2 separate regions of the Homo sapiens genome follow, and region 2 is linked to region 1. The links are chromatin contacts, found by Hi-C or POLR2A ChIA-PET in ENCODE. All regions are on one chromosome and are shown on one strand. The core of a region is the stretch at or near the end of the contact, and the rest is flanking DNA. Distances in the headings are between cores, read along the strand shown.

The links. Hi-C counts contacts between places; a loop is a spot of excess contacts on that map. ChIA-PET counts read pairs that join two places held with the same protein, here RNA polymerase II (POLR2A). Pooled maps may share reads with other maps.
Region 2: a loop to region 1 is called in a pooled map, with 11 times the contacts of the local background. The contact joins the promoter of UCP2 here to the promoter of RELT in region 1. A Hi-C loop is called at or near these places in 2 of 37 single-sample maps with no recorded cell type and 8 of 50 pooled maps. POLR2A ChIA-PET finds 5 or more read pairs at or near these places in 3 of 52 experiments (B cell, WTC11 and activated CD4-positive, alpha-beta T cell).

Annotation. Positions count from the first base shown.
Region 1 is chr11:73,375,027-73,380,926 of GRCh38, forward strand. It overlaps RELT (RELT TNF receptor), which reads left to right and starts at 1,373. Exons shown (of 11, transcript NM_152222.2): 1 at 1,373-1,473. RefSeq lists silencers at 1,093-1,402, 1,433-1,722, 1,813-1,892 and enhancers at 2,058-2,352, 4,439-4,518.
Region 2 is chr11:73,977,752-73,984,278 of GRCh38, forward strand. UCP2 (uncoupling protein 2) reads right to left here and starts at 5,092. Exons shown (of 8, transcript NM_003355.3): 1 at 4,970-5,092; 2 at 3,725-3,881; 3 at 502-726; 4 at 135-345. The coding sequence starts at 627. RefSeq lists enhancers at 2,618-2,677, 5,929-6,429 and silencers at 5,003-5,212, 5,513-5,672.

The DNA.
Region 1 (5,900 bases), core at 123-2,622:
ACCATTTGAACTCTAGAACCTAGAGCTGGGGTGTAGATGGTCCCCTTACAAAGAAAACATTTCCAGGAGTGGAGGCATTCTGGATGCTCTGGCCTTCCGTAGGCTGGGATGTGGGACCCTGGAAGAACCCCTGCCCCAGCCCTGGAGGTCTCCATTGACATATGAGGGTGCTGATGTCATGATCCTGACATCAATGACCTGTAGCTCCTTATGCCCTTCCCCCACAACCTGAGCATGACCCAGGGAAATGAAAACTCATCCCCTGCTCCCCTCCCCATGCGGTGTCCAGTTCGCCTCCTGGAATCTCCTGGACCCTGGGGACCTGACCTTTTCCGTCTCCTAGCCCCTGGGTTCAGATTCTATGACTGTTTAGAACCCCACCCCCAGCCATCTATCCCCAGCTGACTTATTTACCTTCCTTTCTCCATCTCTGTCATGGGCTGTGATTATCCTGACCCCAGCCAGGCCTCTGGCCCAGCACTAGGTCCTCCCTGGTGTCTCAGTCTCCCATCAGCCCTACTGTCCCAGGAGGACCGCCTGAGATCCCCTGAATAGTACTGAGAGGGGGAACGGGCCACTGAGCTGCTCCCTCCAGTCCTGGCACACCCTGTAGCACAACTCCAGGGGACACGATTCGGAGTCGGAATACAGTGTGAATACTGCCTGGAGTTTGTGATGACTGGCATTGGAAACTGGCAGGGTGGGATGGCTGTAGTAGGGAGGGGGGCACTGAGTCACCTGTCCTGCTGGAGGGAAACTAACTACCCTGGCACAGAGAAGTGGTGCGGGGAGTAGGGGAGTGGAGGCAGGAGACGCCTCCTGGAGGATTTCACTAGGCCTTGAAGGATGTGCCGAAGCCCACCGTGTGGGCTTCCTTTATAGACTCACCTTCACCAGGCCTTTTCGCCAACTAGGTGAGGGTTTCCAGGGTTGGGCCTGGGCCTCGTCAACAAAGCAAAGTGAGGTTATTCTTCCTGGCCACCAACTGGCAGGAGGAAGATGAAGCCCAGAAAGGGGCAGAGGTGGCTCTAGTTACACTGGCAATGCTGAGAGGACCCAGAGGAGTATCTCAGTCTCCAGTCTCTTTATCTTGCTTCGCACAACTCCTTGCTTGGTTCAGAGCCTTGAAGAGGCGGATACAAGAGGCCCTCTGGGCACCGCCGCCCAGTCCCGCGCAGCCCCCTGCAGTTCCCAGGGGCGCGAGAGAGGGCGACGTAGAGCAGCACCGCCCAGCGGCAGAGCGGCGAGCCCCTCCGCGGCTCGGGGTGAGTCGGGCGCGGGGCGCAGACCGCGCTCTGACGTCGGGGGCGGAGCGGCCGTGACGCGCGGGGGCGGGTCTGCGCACCTTCCCGGCCCAGCCGGCGATTCATTCAAAAGGCGCGCAGGCTGCGCGGCTGTCCGGGCGCTCGCCGAGCCGGGCCGCGGCGCCGAGTCGAACGGGGAGCCGAGCTGGAGCTGCCGCGGCGCAGCCAGGTAAGGAGGGCGCGCGGAGCGCCCATCCAGAGTCTGCTCTCCGCGGCCGGGCCAGCGGGATACGGACCCTAGTGGCGCCCCCTGCCTCCCCGTGTCTCTGAGGAAGTTCGCGGGCTCGGCGGATGCGGCAGCCCGGCCGCGCGCCCCCCCACCCCACTCCTCCCGCCTCGCGTCCTGTCCCGGCGCCTTCCGCGCACCGGCCACCGCCAGTCTCCGAGCCCCGTGACCTGCAGGTCCTCCGGCCGCGACTCCGGGCCGGCCCTGCGTGGTGGCTGTCGGGGGGCGCGCGGGGAAGCAGCGGAACTTGCGGTGTGAGGGGCCGGCGGGGCCCGGAGCGGTCCCCGGCCCGGGAAACTTGGACCGAGACCAGGTTGTGGTGCGGGCTGGACGGCGGCGCCTCGGCGCGGCTGCGGCGCGGGGCGGCCAAGGGGGGGTCTGGATGGTGTCAGCCCGTGACTGTGGGTGACACGGCGCGTGAGGCGGCCTGGCCGGGCGAACGTGTGGCTGGGACACTGGGCGGTGACGCCGGGCCGAGCGGGCGACACAGAGGGGCTCTGTGTGTGGGAGACAGGCAGCGTGTGTGCGTGTGTTGTGTGAGGGAAAGACCCGGGGTCACTGGGGTCACGAAGTGCGTGGCTTGGGGCGTGACCGGCGCAGGGCCAGGGCCACCCGTTACTGTGAGTGTGAAATAGAGGGAGAGGAGCCCAAGTGACTGAGAACGAGCCGAGCTCGCTGGCGCCATGGTGTGCGTGTGGGGTCAAGTGGTGTCAGTGTGTGTGTGTGTGTGTGTGTGTCTGCGCCTAGGGTGATGATGAGTAAGAGGCAGGAGGAGGAGGGACCGGACCTAGGACACCTTCCGGCAGATGTGGGGCGATGAGGAAGTTGGGGAGCCAGGAGACAAGGGTCTCCAGGACTGTCCCCACGAGGGCACCCCTCAGGAGTTCAGCTTGGTGAGGAGATGGACCCTGAGGGATAGGCCCTGGCTGAGGGAGAAAGCCGAGGCTGGGCAACATCTGGTGGGGTGGCCCAGATGGCAGCAGGGTAGGGGCCCTGTGGTAGTCTCAGCTTCCCCCCGCCCACCTGCATCCACACACTCACGCATCGAAGTCCCTACACCTGGCAAAGTTCTGCCCCTGTGTAATCTGTATTCTCAGCGGACCCGGACACAATCTTGTTCTCAGACCCCCCCGCCCCCCTCCCCCGCGCAGGCCTCAGTCTCCCCATCTGCACACTGAGGTGCTGGGCTTTGAATGGACTGTGAATCATCACTTTGGGATCCTCTATTGTTTTGGGTCAACTGCCTGTGTTCTCCCTTCCCTTCAGGCAGAAAGACTGCAGTGGGGGGTGGGGGCAGGCTTCTCCTGGGGACACAGCGGCCCAGGGGCTGCACTCAGGGGCTACTGATAGGGTTGGAAGCACAGCCTTCTCCAAAACTGGTCAAGGAAACGTTAGCCTCCCACCCAAAGGCTTCCTGGTCCTCTGTCACGAAATGGATCCATAGACAATATGGATCCCCAAATCCATAGACATTCACTTCTCTGCCTGGGTGTCCTTTCTTCAGTTCCTTGGGTTGGGGGAGAGTGGGGAGAGACTTGTTCCCCAGGAGTGGTCTCTGGTCTGGGAGGCTAAGTTCTTGCTGGAGAGCTGGAGCGGTACCCTTTCGCCATCTGGGCAAGACCCTTCTGAGGCCCCTTCTCCCGTATGAAGGTCTGTGGGGTTCATGCAGGGTGGGGTGGAAGCTGAGCTCCCTAGTCTAGGAGAGGGTGGCACTTGCTGTAGAATCTGGAAGTTCTGTCTTCTGCTGTCGTCCTCTGAAAATGCTGATTACATTCTAGGGGTGGGGGACAGGGTGGGGGACAGTGTCAGGCACTGTTCTGAACACTTCATGGTGTTCTGTCTTGTTGAATCTTCGCAGTGATTCTGAGATGTAGTGACTGTGTTTCAGAGAAAGGAACTGAGGATCAGAGAAGCAAAGTGACTTGGCCAAGGTCATACAGAGTCAGGACAGTGCCAGGACTGGAATTCAGGTCTTCTGACCCCAGAGACCAGTGAGATGCTGGGAGAGAGGATCACCCACCTTCCTAATAACTGCTCATGGCTTTCCTGGACTTCTGTCTCTCAAACTTGGGCTAGTAGGCGTGGCCTAGCCAGGGCATTACATTGTGAGTTCTAAGTATGATGTGTGTGTGTGCACACATGTCTGGAACACTGGGGATGGGTGGGTTACATGGTCTTCCTGTTCCTCCCCAGACTTCACTCCCAACCAGACATCACCAGAAAGTCCTGTCCCCTGCCTTCTAGAGCCTGGACCTGGCTTTGGGGGTGTCCCCATGGCTTTGAAGAGTGTATGGAGTTAGCAGCACAGCCTAGGGGTAGCAGGGAAAATTGAGAGTCCCAGGTGACCTTCATCATACTTGAGAGGCCCCCTCCCCTTTGCAGTTGCTCTAGAGGCATTTCCCCAAATCCACCTGCATGTTATGGTGGGGAGCAGACAGGGAGTGACCTTGAGCTGGTCCCTACTCTCTCTGGGCCTCGGTCTCCCTGTTCTTCCCAGAGACCCCTTTTGGCTCTGACCACTGTTGCCACTTGGCCAAGAACTGGAACTGGGGATCAGGGTGTCCCTCGGTCCTCTCTGCAATGACTGGAGCTGTGCTTCTTGGGGCTGATGAAAATAGCTGTCGTGGTCTCTAGGGGCTGAGCCGGAGTTATTTCCATCCTCAACAAAGAGGTGGAAATAGCTTAGGGCCTGGGAGGGGGAGCAAGAGGAGAAGGGTTAACTTCTCCTTATCCCAGCCTTAAAGGAGGCCCCCAGCCTCAGCCTGTGCCCTGGCCAAGCCAAACCTTTCTGGGAACTTGGGCCTCTGGGGATGACAGTGGGGCCAGGCTGGGTTTCCACTTGTGACCACAGTTGGGACTGGTGTGATAGCTGCTGGAGGGAGGGCCCTATGTCTAGCCAAGGAGGGGAGATATTGAGGGCCAGTCAGCACCTGCCCCTACTCATAGGGTCAGGCCCAATCTCATTTCACAGAAGGAGAGATTGAGGTTCTGAGAATTCAGGGACTTACCCTAGGACTCCTAGAACCTTCACCTTCCAGACGCGGTACCTGCCTTCTGTCCTGAGTTTGTCATTCTGTGTCCACACTTTCCCTGGCGGCTGGAGGTTGGCCAGCACTGGAAGCAGGCCCAAGACACACCTTCTGGACGTCGGCCTGCCTCATATTCCAGCTCTGGCCTTGCCATCCCTGCCCAGGCTCTGGTTCTAGCTTCTGTGCTTCCACGTCGGCTCTCCCGCACACTGCCAGAGTGACCTCCATAAAATAACTTGCTTTTCGCCTACAAAGTGTAGTTCAAACTCCTCACCTGGCAATGAGGCCTTTCCTTCCAAGGCCTTTCAGAATTTGCATCTTTACCCTCGCCTCTCCTTGCCAGATGCCTTGTCTGCCTTGCCTTTGCTTTTAAAGCTTCCCTCTTTCTAGAACCCTCTTGGCCATCCAGACTATAGCCCCAGCTCCACCTCACCCAGGAAGCCCTCCTGGCCCGAAATTAGTCTCCCTTCATTGTTGTGGGCCACCTGCCAGGTGTCCTCCCTCACTGCTGGGGAATGGGCACAGGTTTGGGGCACCTGTGGGTACCGCATGCTCAGCTTGGTGGGGCCAGCGTGGCCAGTAGCCCACCCCCTCCCACTGCCGTCTCTGTGCTGACGAGACCTCTTCCTGAGGAAGGGCAGCTGCTCTAGGATCCCAGCACCTGTGTGCTGGGAGGCACCGGGAGATTTGCACCCAGGTCTCTGGTGCTCACCATGACCTGAGGCAGAATGTGTGCTGGCGGGTGGGGGCAAAGACTCACGGCCACTCCTGTGGGTAGGGGGCAAGTGTAGTGCTTGTCATGGTCCTCGACATCTTGAGCCAGTAGAGGCAACTGTCCCTGCTCAGGCCCTGTAGTGTGCCAGGCTCTGGGCCCAGCATTTCCTCACAACAGCACTCACCCGGGCCCTCTCCTTTCCAAGTTGGTATGGGGGAACCTCGACTCAGAGAGCAGCCCTAGGCTGAGTCACGCAGCCACTTGTGTTGTAGTCAGGTACTCCAGATCCTACCCAGCCCCCAGCCTGGTCTCCAGGCAGGAGGTGAGGGTCGAGGGGTTTGTCTGACAATTCTAACATTAGTTTCTCAAGAAGGGCCAGGCTGGTCAGCACCCAGTCTGGCTGGGCGGGACCTGACTACTTCTGTTATGGGGCCAGCCCTTCTGCCAGGTCAGCAGGAGAGAGGACCAGAGAGGAAGGGGTTTTGCCTGAGGTTACTCAGCAGGGTGTGTTTGGCGCCATTCCCCACTCAGGATCGATGGGGGAGCAGGGATGTGGTCTCTGGACAGGGAGAATACCCACTGTGTGCTGAACCCGTGTCTTTCTGGGCCTAGGCTTGGTGCTGCTG
Region 2 (6,527 bases), core at 3,842-6,341, 610 kb after region 1:
CCCCTTCCAGTTCTCTGTTCCCCTGATCTTCCTAGGGATCGTGGGGCCTAAAAAACTATATGGCTGAATGAACTAAGATCAATCATCACTGAGAAAAAAGGGCCAAGGGGCCTACACCCTTGCTCCATACTCACGCTCAGAGCCCTTGGTGTAGAACTGTTTGACAGAATCATACAGGCCGATGCGGACAGAGGCAAAGCTCATTTGGCGCTGCAGGCCGGCAACCAGCCCATTGTAGAGGCTTCGGGGGCCCTCAGTACGCACCATGGTCAGAATGGTGCCCATCACACCGCGGTACTGGGCGCTGGCTGTAGCGCGCACTGGCCCCTGACTTTCTCCTTGGATCTGCAAGGCCAAGACAGGGTAGCTACAGGGATAAGCATGTTGCCCTTCCCACCTCCAGTCATCTCGATGCTCCAAACACTGGCCCTTGAGGGGTCTGTGTCTTTGGGGAGGGAACAGAGTAGACACCATCAAGACTCCCAGGCTTCATCCCCTCACCTGTAACCGGACTTTAGCAGTATCCAGAGGAAAGGTGATGAGATCTGCGATGCAGGCAGCTGTGCCAGCCCCAAGAAACTTCACAGTGGCAGTAGGGGGCACATCTGTGGCCTTGAACCCAACCATGATGCTGATTTCCTGCTACGTCCCAGGAGATGGAGAAAAACTGGAGACAGGGGCACCTTTAATCAGCAACAAGACGAGATAGAGGAACTCTGCCGGAATCTAAGCCAAGAGGAGAAAAGCCCCATTAGCCACAATGTCCCCAGGCCCTCCCTGCTCACCATCCCCAAACTCACCTTCCCTAATAGAACCAAGTCCCTCAGCAAGACTCCAAGTGGCCTCATGAGGGAAAACCGATGTGAGCTCGAGAGGCACTCAGTTAGGTGCTGGTGAAGCAATTCCTGCTCAAGCAGTCAATACTTCATGAAGGGCTCCCTCCCTTTCACTGCAGGGAGAGTCTGGATCAGAGCTCTCCTAGCGCTGCCTCATAAACAGCCACTGGACCAGCCCTTTGTCTGCTGTATGCAGAGATTTCACTGATGATGCCCACATTCCTGCTTCTGTGGTTCATCTGGAGAGCTGACAGAAGTAGAGAAAAGTTTCACCCAGACTAAGACCCAACAGGCACAGACCCATAGGCTTATGTTCTGGATGTCTAAGCAGGAATGGTTGCTACAGGTCTGGAACTTAAGTCAAGAAGAAAAGGTACAAGATGACTAATTCAATCCCTTCCCAGACCATCAGTCTAATTCTCTCCTCCAGCTCTCACACAGCTTAGGATCTCTAGAGTCATTGTTTTAGCAAGACTGCTTTGCTGGGCAGTGGTTCACTGAGATGCAGGAGATAGTATCTACTCTAGAGGAGGCTTACTGTTGGGCACAGGGGGTGGATGGGCAGATGATTCAAGCTGCATTTGGGGCTTACAGGACATACTCTCAAAATGCAAAGGAGGGAACAACTAATGCCATTGGGAGAGAAGGAAGAGTGGGTGATCAGAAAAGACTTCTTGGGCTGGGTGTGGTGGCTCACGCCTGTAAACCCAGCACTTTGGGAGGCTGAGGCGGGCGAATCACCTGAGGTCAGGAGTTTGAGACCAGCTTGGCCAACATGGCAAAACCCCATCTCCGCTAAAAATACAAAAATGAGCTGGGTGTGTTGGCACACGCCTGTATTCCCAACTACTTAGGAGGCTGAGGCAGGAGAATCACTTGAACCCAGGAGGTGGAGGTTGCAGTAGCTGAGATCGTGCCACTGCACTCCAGCCTAGGCGACAGAGCAAGACTCTGTTTCAAAAAACAGACAAACAAACAAAAAAAAACCTAGCACTTTGGGAGGCAGAGGTGGGAGGACTGCTTGAACCCAGGAGTTCAAGACCAGCCAGGGCAACATAATGAGACCCTGTCTAAAAAATATAAATAAAAATAAATTAGCTGGACATGGTGGTGCAGGCCTATAGTCCCAGCTACTTGGGACGATTGCTTGAGCCCAGGAGGTTGAGGCTGCAGTGAGCTGTGATTGTGCCACTGTGCTCCAGTCTGGGTGAGAGAGTGAGACCTTGTCTCAAAAAAAAAAAAAACAAACCCCAAAAAACCTAAGGACTTCTTAGATAAGGTAACATTTAGCTAGGTGATTTTGGGGGCTGAGAGTAAACTCTGGGGCATTAGACTCCTCCTGGCCTACCATGTGATGCAGAGAAAACTGCTCTCCTTTTTGTTTGGGCCAGTTTCCTTTCCTCCAACTTAGGGGGATCCGCACTTACACCACAAGACAGGCAGGGATGAGGGGTCCAGGTCAGAGCTGTGAAGAGTGATAAAGTAAACCAAAAGCCCCATTTTGTTCTGAGTTGGAACCACACCCTCCTCCACTGCCCCAGGAGGAAGTGAGCCCAGCACCCTAGTGGGGGAGGGTGACCTGCTTCTTCCCCTGAGCTTATTTCTTTGACTTCATTGGAGCAGCTGCTTTGAGCCCCGCCTGACTGCCTTTGTTGCTGGGGCTCAGGTGAAAGGGCTGGCTGGTGAAGGGAGTCAGCTGTGAACACAGAGACCCATGGAAACAAACAGCTCACCCAGCTTCCTCTTGGGCTTCTCACTCCAGGTGGCTGGGGCAAGCAGGGAAATGAAGATACTCACCATAGCAACTACACTGGGACCTATAGAACAGGGCCTGACCTTATTCCTGTTTCCCTCCAGCTTGCCCACGAGGCTCAGTGAAGACTGGTGCTCAAATGACAGATTGGGTTGATGAAGGTGCCCTCGGACTCCCCAGATTCCCTGCTCTGACACCCCCTTCCCCCAGGAGGTGCTCCACAACTTTCCCCACCCCAACGCCCAGGGCACTGTATTAGCTCAATCCTCAGAGCAGCCCTGCAAGGTGGCTGCCCTTATTTCCATGTGAGATGAGTAAGAGCCACACTTACAGGCACCAAAGCTGGTAGTATTTGCTTTGCACTGCTGCCCAGCTCCTCAGTTCGTTCTTGCTGTTTTATCAGCCCCAGGCACAGACAGGGCCTTTCACAAGGAAAGTTCTCACAGGCTGATTAAACAGTACTGAGAAGGCTCAGGCAAATGGTATCCCTTCTCTGGGCATCAGAGATATGATGACATGAGTCTGTCACATTCCTGACCTTGAGCTGGGTTGCAGGATGTTGTGAAGGCCAGAGAAGAATAAGACCCAGCTGCTGCCCAAAGACAAGTGCACAGAGGTTCAGCTGCCATATTCTGAATGTTGCCTTGGGCTTGCCAAGTCAGGTCCTTCAGAGGGTGGGTAAGATGGCCCTACTAACAGCAATTAAAATGCAGGACTAGAAATAGTTAATCCTATTTTACAGTCCCCAGCAAATAACCAGTTTCAGAGCCGGGCTGATTACCAATCTCGGTTTCAGGGATAGTCAAAAGCTAGCATCAATATGAAGTTAGAACAATAGGTTCCTGTCCTAGCTCTTCTGCTGGCTCCCGGGATGACTTGGGGCCAATCACTGTTACACGTGGGCCTCAGTTTTCTCCTTTATAAAATGGGGACCAAGATCCTTGGCTTGTCCGAGTCAGCTGAAGGGCCAGAATGAGAGCGGGGAGGTGTGAGAGTGCTCTGTGAACTGGAAAGAGCCACTTCACTGTCGGGGGTGGGGATGGTAATTATTTTTGTTAATGCCCTGCTGACTCCTGCCCCTAGACCACAGGGTTAGGAGGCAGCAAGAGACCTCTTCCTTGGACTGGACTCTTACCCGGCTTTGTAAGGTCTCACGGTGAGGCCTCCAAGATCAAGCTTCTCTAAAGGTGTCCCGTTCTTCAAAGCTGCCAGTGGCTATCATGGCCCGATCCCCTTGGTTTTCCATAGAAAATGGGTGGGAGACGAAACACCTAATGGTCATACTATGTGTCCTGTGGGTGAGCAAAGGCAGAGAGTTTAGAAAGGGCCACCTGCCCCAAGACACACAAGCCCACCCAATCCATGCCTTGGAGGGGGATGGGGAACAGGGCCCAGGGACTGGTTAAGTGCACACACTGGAAAGGGGAAAAGCAGGGCGGAAAATGAACCTAGGTACACTCCCCACCCCCACCCCACCTGCTTAATATCACAAATTGGTTCTCATCCAGACTTCTGCTTTTGTAACACTCAGTACTCTATATAAGCACCCCCTAGCACAGTCATCAGACTTTGGTGAGTGGGAGAGTTGTGAGGGGGTCACGATGGGACAGAGACTCTCCGGGAATTGGCTAGGTCCCAGGTCGGGCTGTGAGGAGGTTGGAAGGGCTGGGAGCCGGCCCTGCAGAGGCCAGATTGAGCAGCTCAAAGCCCACTAGAAAAAGCCCCCAAGCCCTGGGAAAGGCGGTGCAGGAACACTGCCTGGAGCTGCCTGGTAAGGGAGAGGTCATTGTGGTCATCGCTGATGGTCCCCATCCAAGGCAGGGCTCGGCATCGTGGTGGAAAGGAGGGAGTGAAAAGGTGGAGGCTCAAACGACAGCCAACTGAACGGGAGAGGGAAAGAACAAAAGGGACTAAGAAAAAGAGAGAAGAGAAATAAAGAACCAAGGACAGAAAGGATTAGCACAGGCCGGACCCGGAGGCTCATGCCTAAAATTCTAGGACTTTGTGAGGCCGAGGCGGGCGGATTGCTTGAGCTCAGCAGTTCGAGGCCAGCCTGGCCAACATGGCGAAACCCCATCTCTACAAAACACAAAAATTAGCCAGGCGTGGTGGCGGGCGCCTGTAATCCCAGCTACTCGGCAGGCGGATCGCTTGAACCTGGGAGGTGGAGGCTGCAGTGAGCCGAGATCGCGCCACTGCACTCCAGCCTGGGAGACAGAGCGAAAGCCTGTCTCAAACAAACAAACAAAAACAAAAAATAAAACCGAGAGAAAGAAAAGAGTACAAACTTGGGTGGGAGAGAAGGTAAATGGAAGAGCGGGCAGCGCACGCAGAACAAGCGTGGGGGGCGCAAAGGGCGCAGGGCTGGGGCCAGGCTCACCGAGCCGCAGGGAGAACACGGCAGTGCGTGCGGCTGTGTCTGTCGGCTGGCGGAGGGCGCGTCGGACGAGCCGGGCGAGCGTGGACAGTCAATCCCAAGGCGCGCGCAGCTGGGCTTCGCAGTGGGGCTCCGCGCAGGCGGCGGCGCGGCTTAAGCCTCGGGGGCGGGGCCCGGGGTGGGGCCTGCGGGGCGGGGCCGGGCCTGCCAGCTCCTACTTGGGTGCGGAGACCCTGGAGCAGCCGCCTTTCCGCGGGGACCGCCCCGCCTAGGGTTCTCTCCATGACTTTCTCCACTCCCGTTTCCGTGCGTCCCATCACCGCGTTTACTCCTTCGTTCCCCGAGATGGTCACTCCCTTGCCACTCCCCGCCTCTGCCTCACACTCTCTCGGGCCGCCAACCTCTGTGAGGATGGCAAGACTGACCGCCAGAAACAAGTCTTGTCCAGTCACACACCTCTTGCCTTCCCAGCCAGGACGGTTTCTAACAGCGTCCAGCGGGGCCGTGTCTTAAGTGCACTTCCTCTTTTATGGGCCCAGCCCCCCTACGCTGGGCAAACTACCCACCCTCCTGCGAGCGAGCGCGCGGCTGGCTCCTGCAGGGCGGGACTGGGGCCTCGCGACCGGCCTCGCTGTCGATTGGTTACAGCCGCCGCGTTGTCGGGGGAAGGAACCAATCAGAACTGCAGCAACAGGTGGCCCGGCAACCGACAACAGCCGTTGGGCTCGGCTGGGGTTCGCGCCTTCTCCCCCGGTGGAGCGGCCTGGCGTTTAGGGACCAGGACACTAAAGGCCCCGGCGGGGCGGGAGCACCCAGCGTGACCTCACGCTCCTACACACAGACAAGCAAACGGGCCGGCCCCCGCACGTGACAAGGCAGAGCCGGGCCCAGGCCAGCTGCCTGTCCAGCCCTGGGATGAGAAAAGGCGTCAGGAGATGGACCGGGCCTGGTTCGCCTTTAATTGGCTGACCCGTCCTGTGGGGGTAACTGACGCGTGAACAGCCAACAATTGGGCCCTCTGGCCGGGACAAACACGTGCGTTTGGGGAGTAGAAGAAGGCTGGTATTAACCTCCATTTTACAATGAGGAAACGGAGTCCCAAAGACGTTCAGTCATCTTCCTGATATTCACACACTTACACCCTGGTCAGGCCGGCGCCATATGTGTTTTCACCAGCAGAAGGGACTGCCAGGGAACAGCTGAGGGGACCAGAGCTGGGATGGGCCTGGATAATTATAGCGGAAAGAAAAACACGCCGAGCGCATGGTCCTGGCAGAAGCAGCGTGGAAACAGAAGTCAAGGCAGATTATTTCTGCCATGAGGAGATCTTGCCATGTAGGAAAAAAGAAAGAAAGAGAGGAAAGAAAGACAGAGAGAGAGAGAGGAAAGACAGAAAGACAAGAAAGAAAGAGAAAGAAAGAAAAGAAAAAAAAAAAGAAAAGATAAAGTTTTTTTGTGGCACTGTGAGTCTCCCTCCGCCAGGTTCTCTAGCTTTTGCGCTGAGCTCTGTCTGGCTGTGCATTCCGGAGAGGCTCGGCAAATTTGCTGTGAGATTGCTGAG